2 separate regions of the Homo sapiens genome follow, and region 2 is linked to region 1. A link is a contact called in ENCODE Hi-C data. All regions are on one chromosome and are shown on one strand. Each heading gives the region's core, a stretch centred on a gene start or an enhancer-like site at or near the end of the contact. The rest is flanking DNA. Distances are from core to core; before and after follow the strand shown. Region 1 has its middle 36 kb from the start of EML4. Region 2 has its middle 58 kb from the start of MSH6.

Region 1 (6,425 bases), core at 2,651-5,150:
AGAGGATGGAAGCATAGGTCAGAGTGATGTGAGGCGGGAACCGAGGAACGCAGGCAACCTTCAGAAAAGGGCTAGAAAACTCCTTCTCCCCCAAAGCCTCGGGAATGAACGCAGCCCTGCCAACACCTGGATTTTAGGTCTTCTACCTCCAGATCAGGACAATAATGAATGTGTGGTTTTAAGTCACTAAATTTGTGGTAATTTGTTACACCAGCAGTAGGGAACTGATACAAGAGGTGACACAGGAATGACACATTGTTCTAGGTGCTAGAATAGAGCAGTAAACACAAATGACAAAAATTCAAGCCCTCACAGTGCTTACATTTTAATGGAACCCTCTTTTATGATATTCCCACTCAAAAGGGTTCACAATGTCTACCCCTCTTCCCCAAATAGGCTAATCTGTAATATATGGATAATCCACAGCAATACATTTTTCACAGTCTGAGTTACTCAGATAGGAATCATGCCACATAGTTAGATGATTCCCAAAATAATCCATAGTAGGCTTCATTTCTCCTTTTCTTATTCTTTTCAGGGTTCTTCCGCCAGCTTGAGGTCAACATATTCCTCCTCACTCTTCCTATGGTTTTCTGATCTCCTATGAGTAACTCTTAGATCTCTCTCTCTCTCTCGTTCTGTCTCTCTCTCTCACACACACACATGCACACACCCCAAAGACAATCATTCTCAACCTAATTCTGTATTAGTGAGGAGGTCTTTCTAAAGGCAACATATTCCATCCAACTAAATTAAAATATGACTTTGCTTTTGTTATTCAGAGTGGCTCCAGTCCCCTTTTTTTGGCCCCCCACCACCACTTATAGACTATGCCCTGGGCCTACCTGGCACTGGAAATGCTGCCCATCACTGTGCCTTTTTTTTTTTTTTTTTTTGAGACGGAGTTTCACTCTTGTTGCCCAGGCTGGAGTGCAATGGCACCATCTCGGCTCACCGCAACCTCTGCCTCCCAGGTTCTCCTGCCTCAGCCTCCCGAGTAGCTGGGATTATAGGCATGCACCACCACGCCTGGCTAATTTTGTATTTTTAATAGAGACGGGGTTTCTCCATGTTGGTCAGGCTGGTCTCAAACTCCCGACCTCAGGTGATCTGCCCGCCTCGCCTTCCAAAGTGCTGGGATTACAGGCGTGAGCCACTGGGCCCAGACCATCACTGTGCCTTTCTAAACAGAAGGCCTCCACTTGTGAGCATCACCCTGGCTATCCAGAGAACTGATAGAAGCTGAGTGGATGTGCTTTTTCGATACACTGAGCCACAGCAAATTCCTACCCAGGGCTTCCTCTCTACTAACAGTCCCTGCTAGAAGTGAATGAGAAACTCCCTTTTCCCCATCTATAGCAAGCCCTCTAGTGTCATGGGATTTTTCTTCTTTTAGTTACAGACAGGAATCCCCAAGTATAGGTACCTCCTTTTAATCATTTATAAACGATCCTCTCCTCCTCCTCTCTCATGGTCTTTTCCTAACAAAAAATGAGGACAATTCCAATTAAGCACAGGCACTTCAAGTGAATACTTTCGATTAAAACAAACTTTAACTCGGGCACAGAGGAATTTCAGAAGGAAGAATTGTTGCTGTAGACTCTGATTAAATTTGCCAAAAATAATAACGCTTGTGGTAGAGTAATTATTGTGATATAAAGAATAATACATTTCTTATATGCTGCCTAAGTACTAGGGACATGTGCTGAATATTTTACTTGTATTAGCTCATTTAATCCTCACCAATGAATTTAGGACTATTATTATTCACATTTTACATATGAAAAGATTGAGCTGTGAAGAGCTAAGAAAATTACTCCAAGATGACACTACTATTTAGTGGCAGAGCCAGGACTCAAACACAGGTTTGCCTGACAGCCAGACCCTAACCACCCTGCCATTCTGCTGTAGAATGCTTTTCCAGTTAGAAGCCTATCCAGGGTGGCACCTTCCATCTCTGTTTCCATTTTAAAGTGAAAATGCTGAAGGAGGAATGGAGGAAAAAAAGACAGGTTCATGACCAAAATTTGACCACTGTGAGAATTATGGATAGATAAGTAGAAACCTGAAAAGCCATGAACGACAACAACAAACTTTAAAAATCACATCGAATTGAGCAATGGTAAATGCAGAAATTTGGGATTTATGGTCGAAACTGGTGTAGGGACTGGTGGCAACATTTATTTGCAAAGCGTCAAGGACTGCCACCTCCATTTAGATGCCTTTACTACATGAAAGTCTAAAATACTCTAAAGAGAATCCCGGGAGAGGCTACAAGCCAAGAATCTTTGGCTTACAAAATAGTGGGGGCTGCTTCTTCCCAAGTTACCACGCACAGAAGCAAAACTTGGCAGTATCTGAAACAGAGGATTTTGATCCTGTTCCTACCATTGCTTCCAGAGAAGGAAGCAAAACAAACCACTGAGTTCTATCTACTCCGGCTCCTGAGCACCAAGACCCTGCTTGGAAGAGAATCTCACCTTGCCGTCTGCTCAGGAAAATCAGCCCCTCTAGAGGAAGCACCAAAAGACCTAAGTGCAGGGCTGGAGTTTCCTACCCCTTCTTATTTCCTGTGGAGTTCTGTTTCTTGAGGAAACTTTCCCCAAATAATCTAGCTGCCACTCTGACACCATTTTCATTGAGTAATTCATGGTGATGTCACGCCAACTAGGCACTAGGGGAAGCCCTGCTTTTATGGGTTGGCTCTTCATTTAGGAATTTTTATTTTTCTGACTTCCATCCCTTTTTCACTGGACTCCACTTTTTTTGAGGCAAGATGCCTGAGTGGTGAAGTGTTGCTTGCTTTTGAGAAAAGGAATTCCTTCTGGTTGAGAGGCAAATGGTTGAGTGAAGGCAAGATGCATGTCCTGTAATAGTACATCTTAATTGGAGAGCTGGCAAGAGAGGAAGGAGGTGTGGGCCTGCTGCGGGCTCTGTTATTCCTAATAGGGTTCATTGAGCTAAGCACGGAAGATGGGCTGGGGGCACTAGGACTAACAGCCACCCCCTGAAGACACAATCACGCATGCCTGGGGAGCTGACCACCTCCTTTTGACACCTGGACAGCCACATCTAACCCACATCCCCACGTTCCCGCCTTGCCTCTCAGCTGCTCTGTGCAGCAAGACAGCAAAGGCAAGTTTGGCAAAGCTCGCCTGTAAAAGCCTAATCCAAACAGCATGTCCGCTGAGCTCAGCGGGGTGACTCATGTGCAGTGATGTGTGAGGCCAGCGAGCAGAGATTAGGATCTGGCCCGCCCGCCAGCCTACCTTGCACTTCCTTTGATCAACTCTGATGGTTTTTAATTCTGCAGAAGCAGCTTCCTGCCAGCAGCAAGCAGCTCTCAGTGGCGGCTGGAGCTGCGTCTGTGCTGACCTACTTGTCAGTGGGGAGGGAGGCATGTGCTAATGGCACTGGGACATCCCGGGCTCACAGGCTACACGGAGCGAGAGGGCAGCCTCTTTTGCTGAGGTGCCCATGGTGACATCAGAAGCTTGCTCCTCAGCCAACACCAGCAAGGCCATGCGTGTGAGCAGCCTGGGCTCTGAACGTGCTGCTGGTATTGGTTAGAATCACGGGGTAATCAAGAAAAATGGGACTCTCCCTGGGGGACTCTTTTTGGGAAACTGGGGCATCTCTAAGGACGCCATCTGGCACAAAATGAAGCACTCTCTGGGTTCTTCAGAAGTACTCTTTTACATCTGTTTTGCTTGAAATGGAACACATTCGGAGTATATTACTTTTTTGAACCGCTCCTTCCCTGCTTGGTTGGAATGCGTTTGCCTCTTGATTCTTCCAAATCCCCTCGATTACCACTGCCAAGCAGAGCACCTGAAATCTGGTCTCCTGCTTTCTCATTCCCTCTCTTCCACGTCTCTCCTTTCTCTCTCTTTTCTCAGGAAGGATAGCAGTGATTCTAATCTTGGCTGCATGTTAGCACCACCCTGGGAAGGGGCTGTGGTTAAAAAAAATTCCCCAGTCCCAGGCTCTGCCCCAGATTAATTCAGAGTCCTGAGGGTAGGACCAGGCATTAGTACTGCTTAAAGCTCCTATTGTGGCCAGGCGCGGTGGCTCATGCCTGTAATCCTAGCACTTTGGGAGGCTGTGGCGGGCGGATTGCCTGATCTCAGGAGTTCGTGACCAGCCTGGGCAACACCGTGAAACCCCATCTCTACTAAAATGCAAAAAAATAGCCGGGCATGGCAGCACGCGCCTGTAGTCCCAGCTACTTGGGAGGCTGAGCCAGGAGAATCGCTTGAACCTGGGAGGCAGAAGTTGCAGTGAGCTGAGATTGCGCCATTGCACTCCAGCCTAGGCGACAGAGCGAGACTCCGTCTCCGAAAAAAAAAAAGAAAAGAAACGAAAAGAAAAAAGAAAAGCTCCCATTGTGCAGCCAAAGTTAGAAGTCATTGGGATCTTGGGGTTGTAGGCCATCAGCCAAAAGCCCTAACAATGGTTCTTATCTGTCCTCCCACCACCATTCAGAAGGGTCTAAGAAGTGATGTGTACTTTAACCACTTAAGGCAAAATATTATCTGGATGGGATAACTAGCCTACATATTAAGAAGAATTTCTTATTCCGATTAAAAGTATTTACCGGCTAGGTGCAGTGGCTCATGCCTATAATCCCAGAACTTTGGGAGGCCAAGGCAGGAGGACCGCTTGAGCCTAGGAATTCAAGACCAGCCTGGGCAACATAGTGAGACCCTTGTCTCTACAAAAAATAAAATAAAAAATTAGCCCAAGCATGGTGACGTGTGCCTGTGGTCTCAGCTACTCGGGAGGCTGAGGTGGGAGGATAGGATCGCTTGACTCTGGGAGGCGGAGGTTGCAGTGAGCCGAGATCACACCACTGCACTCCAGCCTGGGCCACAGAGGGACACTCCGTCTCAAAAAAAAAAAAAAAAAAAGTATTTACCATCCAACTGAGACTTAGCACAGACAGTGAATATGCGTGACTGAAATACAAAATAGATGAGTCTTAACAGACAAGTAGGGAATGATTCAGTACACAGAGCATGATCAACTGAATGGAAATTTCTGGAAAGCAGGTTTGTCTGTGGTGATGAAGGGTTGTGGGTAGGGCAATGAATAAAATAAAGACCCCTAGTTATATTTTAATTTCAGCTATAGAAAACTAATGCAATATTTGGGATATATTTATAATAAAAAATTCATTGTCTGAAATTCAAATTTGACGGGATGATCTGTGTTTTGTTTTGTTTTGTTTTGTGTTTTTGCTAAATCTGGAAATCCTAGTTTGGGTGGCAGGCTAGAGAGGAGAACCTCAGGCATTTGAGGGAGTGGTGGGTCTCATCTGTGTGGAACTGTCCCCCAGGGGCTGCAGGGAAAGCATACAGGCATTTGGGGTTGTCCCAAAAATTAGGGGTTGCTAGTGGCATTTGGCAGATGTGGATCAAGATGCTAAATATAGTACATTAGGTATAGTTCCAATGAAGTTTTGTTCTAATGAAGAATTGTCCCATCGTAAACACCAATAGCACCTAGACCAGTGCCACCTGCTGTACCATTTTACTGAGGACTGACTCTATCAGCCTCACATAGTTGATTCCCAGAAAGCAGTGCACCAGCTAGTCAGAGAGCTTCAGAACCTGCCCTCAAGGGAAGAGACAACCAACGTCCCAGGTATTTGCCCCAAAGCCTCCTATGGTCCAAACCAAGGCATATAGCTGGTCCACTGAAATGAACCCCTGAAACGAACTGCAAGCCTTCGAAGCTTACTCTGAGTACCACCTCCTTCAGGAAGCTTTCTTTTGACTGCTCCAATTTTCACTAATCTGTCTGCTCTGAGTACCACCTCCTTCAGGAAGCTTTCTTTTGACTGCTCCAATTTTCACTAATCTGTCTGCTCAATCCCTAAAACTCTTTTTCTTCTAATTTAACATTTGAACATATTCTGCTAATAGTTCCCTGTGTGCTAGCCTGTGAGTTTTTCTCTCCAACTAGCCTGGGTACTCAGGAAAGTGAGATCAACTTCTGGGTGGCCTTGGGTGTAGCTGACCTGTGCAAATAGGGGAGACAGTTGACATACAGATGAAAGGGGAGATGGGAAGCCATACAGAGGAAGGAGAAGATCAGGAACCAGAGATAAGATAATTCTGTAAATGGATACTAAATTGAAGTCTGGGCTTCCTGACAGCTCAATCAAAAAGTGAAACACAATTGGTTACATCACTCTTACTGTCTGAAAAAAGGAAGCAATATCAGCTCATGAGGAAATGTAATCTTTTCCCTCATGCTAAATTGTAAGTGAAATTTATTACATAGATCCTAAAAGACAGGATTCTGAGAAACAGAATGAGCAATGACTCCAATTGAGTTTTCAGAATATACAAAAAGGGTTTGTTTGTTTGTTTGTTTGTTTGTTTTTCTGTGATTACCCTCTAAGAAAGTCAGAACTGGTG
Region 2 (6,425 bases), core at 1,545-4,044, 5.6 Mb after region 1:
CACCTTAGCCTCCCAAAATGCCAGGATTAAAGGCGTGAGCCACCTCGCCCGGCCAAACTTGTTTTATTTTTGCCTGTTTATCTGTCTATTGTCAGTTAATTTGCGGGCCCCTGATCATTGGACCTAAGTCCTCAGTAGAGAAAAAGATTTTTATCCCATAAACCTTCCATACGGAGTTTTTAACTAAGCCTGGTTAACAAATTTTCTTTTTCTTTCTTTTTTTTTTTTTAATTGATCATTCTTGGGCGTTTCTCGCAGAGGGGGATTTGGCAGGGTCACAGGACAATAGTGGAGGGAAGGTCAGCAGATAAACAAGTGAACAAAGGTCTCTGGTTTTCCTAGGCAGAGGACCCTGCGGCCTTCCGCAGTGTTTGTGTCCCTGGGTATTTGAGATTAGGGAGTGGTGATGACTCTTAACGAGCATGCTGCCTTCAAGCATCTGTTTAACAAAGCACATCTTGCACCGCCCTTAATCCATTCACTGGTTAACAAATTTTCAAGCCAATGGGGAAAACAGCAAATTACAAGGGGAGAAAGAGATGATTTCAGGCAGAAGCCTTCCTTCAACTTCATTGTGACGGATGACAACCTAGCGTTGGAAGGAGAGAAAAAAAAATCCATTTAAAAAAATAAAAAAGCCAGGCATGGTGGCTCACGCCTGTAATCCCAGCACGGAGGCCGAGGCAGGAGGACCCCTTGAAGTCAGGAGTTCAAGACCAGCCTGGCCAACATGGTGAAACCCCGTCTCTACTAAAAATACAAAAATTAGCTGGGCATGGTGGTGCGTGCCTGTAATCCCAGCTACTGAGGAGGCTGATGTGCGAGAATCGCTTGAACCCAGGAGGTAGAGGTTGCAATGAGCTGAGATCATGCACTCCAGCCTGGATGACAGAGTGAGACTCTGTCGCGAAAAACAAGCCAGGAACAGCAGCTTGTGTCTGTAATTCGAGCACTTTGGGTGGCCACGTCAGGAGGATCTCTTGAGCCCAGGAGTTCAAGACCAGCCTGGGCAACATAGTGGGACCCCCATCTCTACAAAAAAATGAAAAATAAAAAAAAATTAGCCAGGTGTGGTGGTGCGTGCCTATAGTCCTCCCAGTTTCTTAGGAGGCTGAGGTGGGAGGATCACTTGACCCCAGGAGTTCAAGTTTGCAGTGAGCTATGTTTGCGCCACTGCACTTCAGCCTAAGCAACAAAGTGAGACCCTGTCTCAAAAATAAAAAAATTAAAAATAAGAACTTCCAAGAAGTCCAGAATCTGCCATTCTGCATGCCTTCTTGGATGTCATGAGAGCATTAGAGTTGCCTCACAATCCAGGTATTTTCTTAATTACAAAAGACTTTAAACCACCCCTCTGTCTTTTGGAGAGCCTTCCCGCTCCTGCAGTTGGCCAGTATTTACAATCAGACTCCGAAGTTTTCCAAGCTGCCATGATCCTTCAAGCTAACAAGAAACAACAAACAGCTGGGGAATATGTCTCTTCAACCTGCTTCTTTGACTTTAACAGAGCCTCACCTGTAGAGAAGTGGGGCCTTGGGATCTGGGAGCTGCTCCAGAACCCCCAACCTCTAGTCCTGCCAGGGAACAGCAACCTATCCAAGCCCTACTACCCAAGAACCCATCTTTCTTGTAAATCCTACACAGAAGATGCAGCCCCACCCTCCAAAACCAAGGGACCACTCAGTCCTGCTGACTCTATCCTCCGAAGCTTCTTGGATCAGCCCCTCCCACCAACCCTTCTGCTATTTCCATGTTTCAGACCTTCAGATGTTCTACCTCCAGCTAGAGCAACATCCTTCTAACTCCAGGCTTCTTCTGGTCCATTGAGATGACATAAGTCACTTCAGTTTACCACCTTCCAAAGACTCCCCATCACCTTCTGGTTAAAGTCCAACACCCTTGAAATGGCATTCATGGCCCTTCATGGAGCTCTCCTGGCCTGCCTGACCTCTCACCACCTCCTGCCTTGCACTTCACTGCGTACAGTCACTACACTGTCTAATATGGTAGCCACCAGCTGCAAGCAGCTCTTTAAATTTCATTATTTGATTTTAGACAGGGTCTCACTCTATCACTGAGGCTGGAGGGTAGTGGCGTGATGACGGCTTACGGCAGCCTCACCCTCCCAGGCTCAAGGGATCCTCTCACCTCGGCCTCCTGAGTAGCTAGGACTACAGGCATGCACCATCACGCCCGGCTAATTTTTTATTTTTTGTAGAGATGGGGTCTCACTATGTTGCCCAGGCTGGTCTTGAATTCCTGTGCTCAAGCAATCCTCACATCTTAGCCTCCCAAAGTGCTAGGATTACAGGCCTGAACCACTGTGCCTGGCCTAAGTTTTAGTTAAAATAAAATTAAAAATTTAGTTTCTCAGTTGCACTATCCACATTTCAAGTGCTTACTAGCTAGAGATTGCATACTGGACAGCATAGAAATAGAACATTCCCATCAACACAGACTTTTACTAGACAGCATTCCTCTAGAAACACCCAAGTGTTTTTATTTTTTTGCACACATCATGCTGTCTTGCCCTGCCAGGTCTTTGCTCATGCCTCTGCCCAAAAGATGCTTTCTTTTATCTTTTCACATGGGTGAGGCTTCGAGACTCAGCTCACAGGTCATCTCTAAGAAGACTTATTCGAATCTCCAGGCTGGGGCAAGTGCTTGGTTCCTGTGTTCTAATAGTTCCTTGTGTTAACTAATCTCTATCTGACCACTTAGCATTTGCTGATACTTCTGTCTCCTCCATAAGACTCTGAGTTCCTCTGGGGCAGGGCCGTGTCTTCGTCAACTCTGTATCCCCAGTGCCTGGCACAAAGCAGGTGTCCTTTGCCGTTGGTCGAACTCATCTGAGTGGAACTGTCAGTGGTGCATGACCATAGAACAGTACAAGTTTAATTGTGTATTAGTAAAGACTCCTATGTAGAGAGAAACAACCTCAACTCAAACCAGTCAAGAGAAAAGAGGAAGTAATGGTTCAATAATTGGGAAGCCCCAGGTTGGTTCTGACTTCATGCATGACTGGATCCAGTGGCTCAACACACGTTACCAGGGCCTGGTTCCCTCCCCAGCTCTTGGCTCTGTTGACTGCCCTGTAACATCCCTCTCAGGCAAGATGACCACGAGTACTGTTGGTCCTTAGTATCTCCAATTTAGCAACCTCAGTGAAGAGAGAAATTCTCTCTCAATTATCTACTTAGTGGTCTCCAGGATGATCCTGTTTGGCCTTGATTTGGTTGTGTGCCCTCCCTCCATGAATCACTGTGGACTGTGAAAAGGAGTAGTTTGTTTGGCTGTGTCATCCTGGCTTACGTGTCTGTTCCTGGGGTGAGAGTGGGGGAGATGAGTATATACGAGCATCATGATTGACAGCTTCACAGGCCACCTGGAAAAAGAAGGCGTTACCCAAAGGAACCAGAAGAATAGATTGCAGGAATAGTGGGAGATAGGGGCTTTACCTCCCACAGGCCCCGCTGCCCATTTGGAGATAGGAGGCAGGGTCAGCTGCTCTCTCAGTGACCTGGACTCCTGCTTGCTTTCTCTTGCCCTTTGTACTTTTCCCATGTAGACCAGAGTCCACTAACCCTCAGATTTCAAGCCACCAATCAGCAGGCTGCAAAGGATCTTGAATTTAGAAGATTTTGCTGGCCCGGAAATACATAGTGATGGAGCTTTGAAAGACAATGGGCCGGGCATAGTGGCTTAGGCCACCCATCACTTTGGGGGGCCAAGGCGGGCAGATCACTTGAGGCCAGGAGTTCGAGACCAGCCTGGCTAGCACAGCAAAACCCCATCTCTACTAAAGATACAAAAATTAAGCAGGTTTGGTGGCGCATGCCTGTAATCCCCAGCTCTTGGCTCTGTTGACTGCCCTGTAACATCCCTCTCAGGCAAGATGAACACGAGTACTGTTGGTCCTTAGTATCTCCAATTTAGCAACCTCAGGAGGCTGAGGCACGAGAATTACTTGAACCCGAGACGGAGGTTGCAGTGAGCTGAGATTGCGCCACTGAACTCCAACCTGAACAACAGAGTGAAACTCTGTCCCAAAAAAAAAGAAGAAGAAAGAAAAAAACTGGCCTCACTCTGGAAAGAACGCTTGTAGAATTTGCCAGCTCTGGTCAAGGACCTACAAGCTGTTGTAACCTTCCTGTTTTTCATGCATTTAAAAAATTAGCTGGGCATAGTGGCTCATGCCTGTAACCCCAGCACTTTGGGAGGCTAAGGCAGAAGGATCGCTTGAGGTCAGGAGTTCAAGACCAGACTGGGCAACATAGGGAAATCCCATCTCTATAATTTTTTTTTTTTTTTATTAACCAGGCATGGTGGAGTGGGCCTGTAATCCTAGCTGCCCAGGAGACTGAGGCGGGAGTATTTCTCAAGCCCAGGGATTCAAGGCTACAGTGAGCTATGATTGCATCACTACACTGCAGCCTGGGCTTCAGAGTAAGACTCTGTCTCTAAAAAAAAAAGAATAGAAAAAATTTTTAAGGTATAATTTACATACAGTAAAATTCACCCTTTTTAGTGTATAGCATTGTGAGTTTTGACTATAGTCATCCACCGCAGTCAAGATGTAAATCAGTTCCCTCAGCCACAGTTCCCTGGGCCCAGTTATAGCCAAACTTTCCCCAGGCCCTGTCCCTGGCAACTACTGATCTGTTTTCTATCCCCATAGTTTTTATTTTTTATTATTAATTTTTTTATTTTAGAGATGGGGTCTCACTCTCTTATCCAGGCTGGAATTCAGTTGTATGATCACAGCTCACAGCAGCCTCAAACTCCTGGGCTCAAGCAATTCTCCTGCTTTGGCCTACTGAGTAGCTGGGACTACAGGCTTGTGCCACCATGCCCAGCTAATTTAAAAAAACAAAAAACAAAACAAAAAAAAAACTTTTTTGTAGATTGGGGGTCTCACCGTTACCATCTTGCCCAGGATGATCTCCAACTCCTGGCCTCAAGTGAGCTTCCCACCTTGGCCTCCCAAAGTGTGGGGATTACAGGCATGAGCCACCTCCCCTGTCCCTGTCCCTATAGTTTTAACTTTTCCAAAATATATAAATGGAAACATAAGGTATGAAGGTTTTGAGTTTAGCTTCTTTCATTTAGCATAAGACAATTGATACATGTCCATGATGCTCTATACATCAATAGTCATTCCTTTTTATTGCTAAATAACACTTCACTGATGGATGTACCACATATTAGTTATGCTCTGATTTAGGTACATCTGGGTTTTTTCCAATTTTTTTCATTTATGAATAAAGCTGCTATAAACATAGATTTTCTCTTTTAAAAAATTGTTTTGGGGACAGGGACTGGTCTCACTATGTTGCTCAGGCTGATCCGAAACTCCTGGACTCAAGCAATTCTCCCACCTCAGCCTCCTGAGTAGTTGGGACTACAGGTACACACCAGCATCCCCAGCTATAAATTTTCATTTCTCTTGGGTAAATACCTAGGAGTGGGATTTCTGGGTTTTATGATAAATGTTGAAATTTATATGAAACTGCCAAATTGTTTCCCAAAGAGACTATATTATTCTGTATGGCTACTACATTATATGAGCATTGCAGTCACTGTGCATTCTTGCCAGAACTTGGGTTTGTTGGTTTTTTTTTTTTTTAAGCTATTCTAATAGATGTGTAGTGGTATTACACTTTGGTTTTAATTTGCATTTCCCTAATGACTAATCATGTTTAACATTTTAGCAGCCGGGTGCAGTGGCTTATGCCTGTAATCCTAGCACTTTAGGAGGTTAAGCCAGATGGATCACTTAAGCCCAAAAATTTAAGACCAGCTTGGGCAACATAGTGAGACCCCATCTCTCAAAAAAAATTAAAAATTAACTGGGCATGGTGGTATGCACCTGTAGTCCCAGCTACTCGGAAGGCTGAGGTGAGAGGATGGCTGAAGCTGGGGAGGTCGAGGCTGCAGTGAGCCGAGATTGCACTGCTACACTCCAGCCTGGAAAACAGAGTGAGACCCTGTCTCAAGAAAAGAAAAAAATATTTTTTGCATGTATTTATTTGCCATCCATATATCATCTTTGTGGAAGTGTCCATTCAAATACATTTTTTTTTTCAGACAGGTTTTCACTCTGTTGCCCAGGCTGAGTGCAGTGGGGGCGATTACCAGGTTGTTACTGGAAAGGGGTCCCAATCCAGGCCCTAAGACGATGTTCTTGGATCTCGCACAATAAAGAATTTGAGGTGAATCCATAAAGTGAAAGCAAGTTTATTCAGAAAGTAAAGGAATAAAAGAATGGCTACTCCAGAGGCAGAGCAGCCCCAAGGGCTGCTGGTTGCCCATTTTTATGGTTATTTCTCGATTACATGCTAAATAAGTGGTGGATTATTCATGCCTCCCCTTTTTGGACCATATAGGGTAGCTTTCTGACGTTGCCATGACATTTGTAAACTGTC

What was found. Hi-C counts contacts between places; a loop is a spot of excess contacts on that map. Pooled maps may share reads with other maps.
Region 2: a loop to region 1 is called in a pooled map, with 6 times the contacts of the local background. The contact joins two enhancer-like sites. A Hi-C loop is called at or near these places in 2 of 37 single-sample maps with no recorded cell type and 1 of 50 pooled maps.

The regions. Positions count from the first base shown.
Region 1 is chr2:42,129,936-42,136,360 of GRCh38, forward strand. No RefSeq gene overlaps it. Among named protein-coding and RNA genes, the nearest start is that of EML4, 36 kb to the right of the region's middle. RefSeq lists enhancers at 2,772-3,745, 3,746-4,717. Within about 2 kb of position 3,901, at least 33 of the 41 ENCODE cell types and tissues checked have a DNase peak (open chromatin) inside an H3K27ac peak, as active enhancers do.
Region 2 is chr2:47,721,542-47,727,966 of GRCh38, forward strand. No RefSeq gene overlaps it. Among named protein-coding and RNA genes, the nearest start is that of MSH6, 58 kb to the right of the region's middle. RefSeq lists enhancers at 1-744, 2,704-3,153. Within about 2 kb of position 2,795, at least 4 of the 41 ENCODE cell types and tissues checked have a DNase peak (open chromatin) inside an H3K27ac peak, as active enhancers do.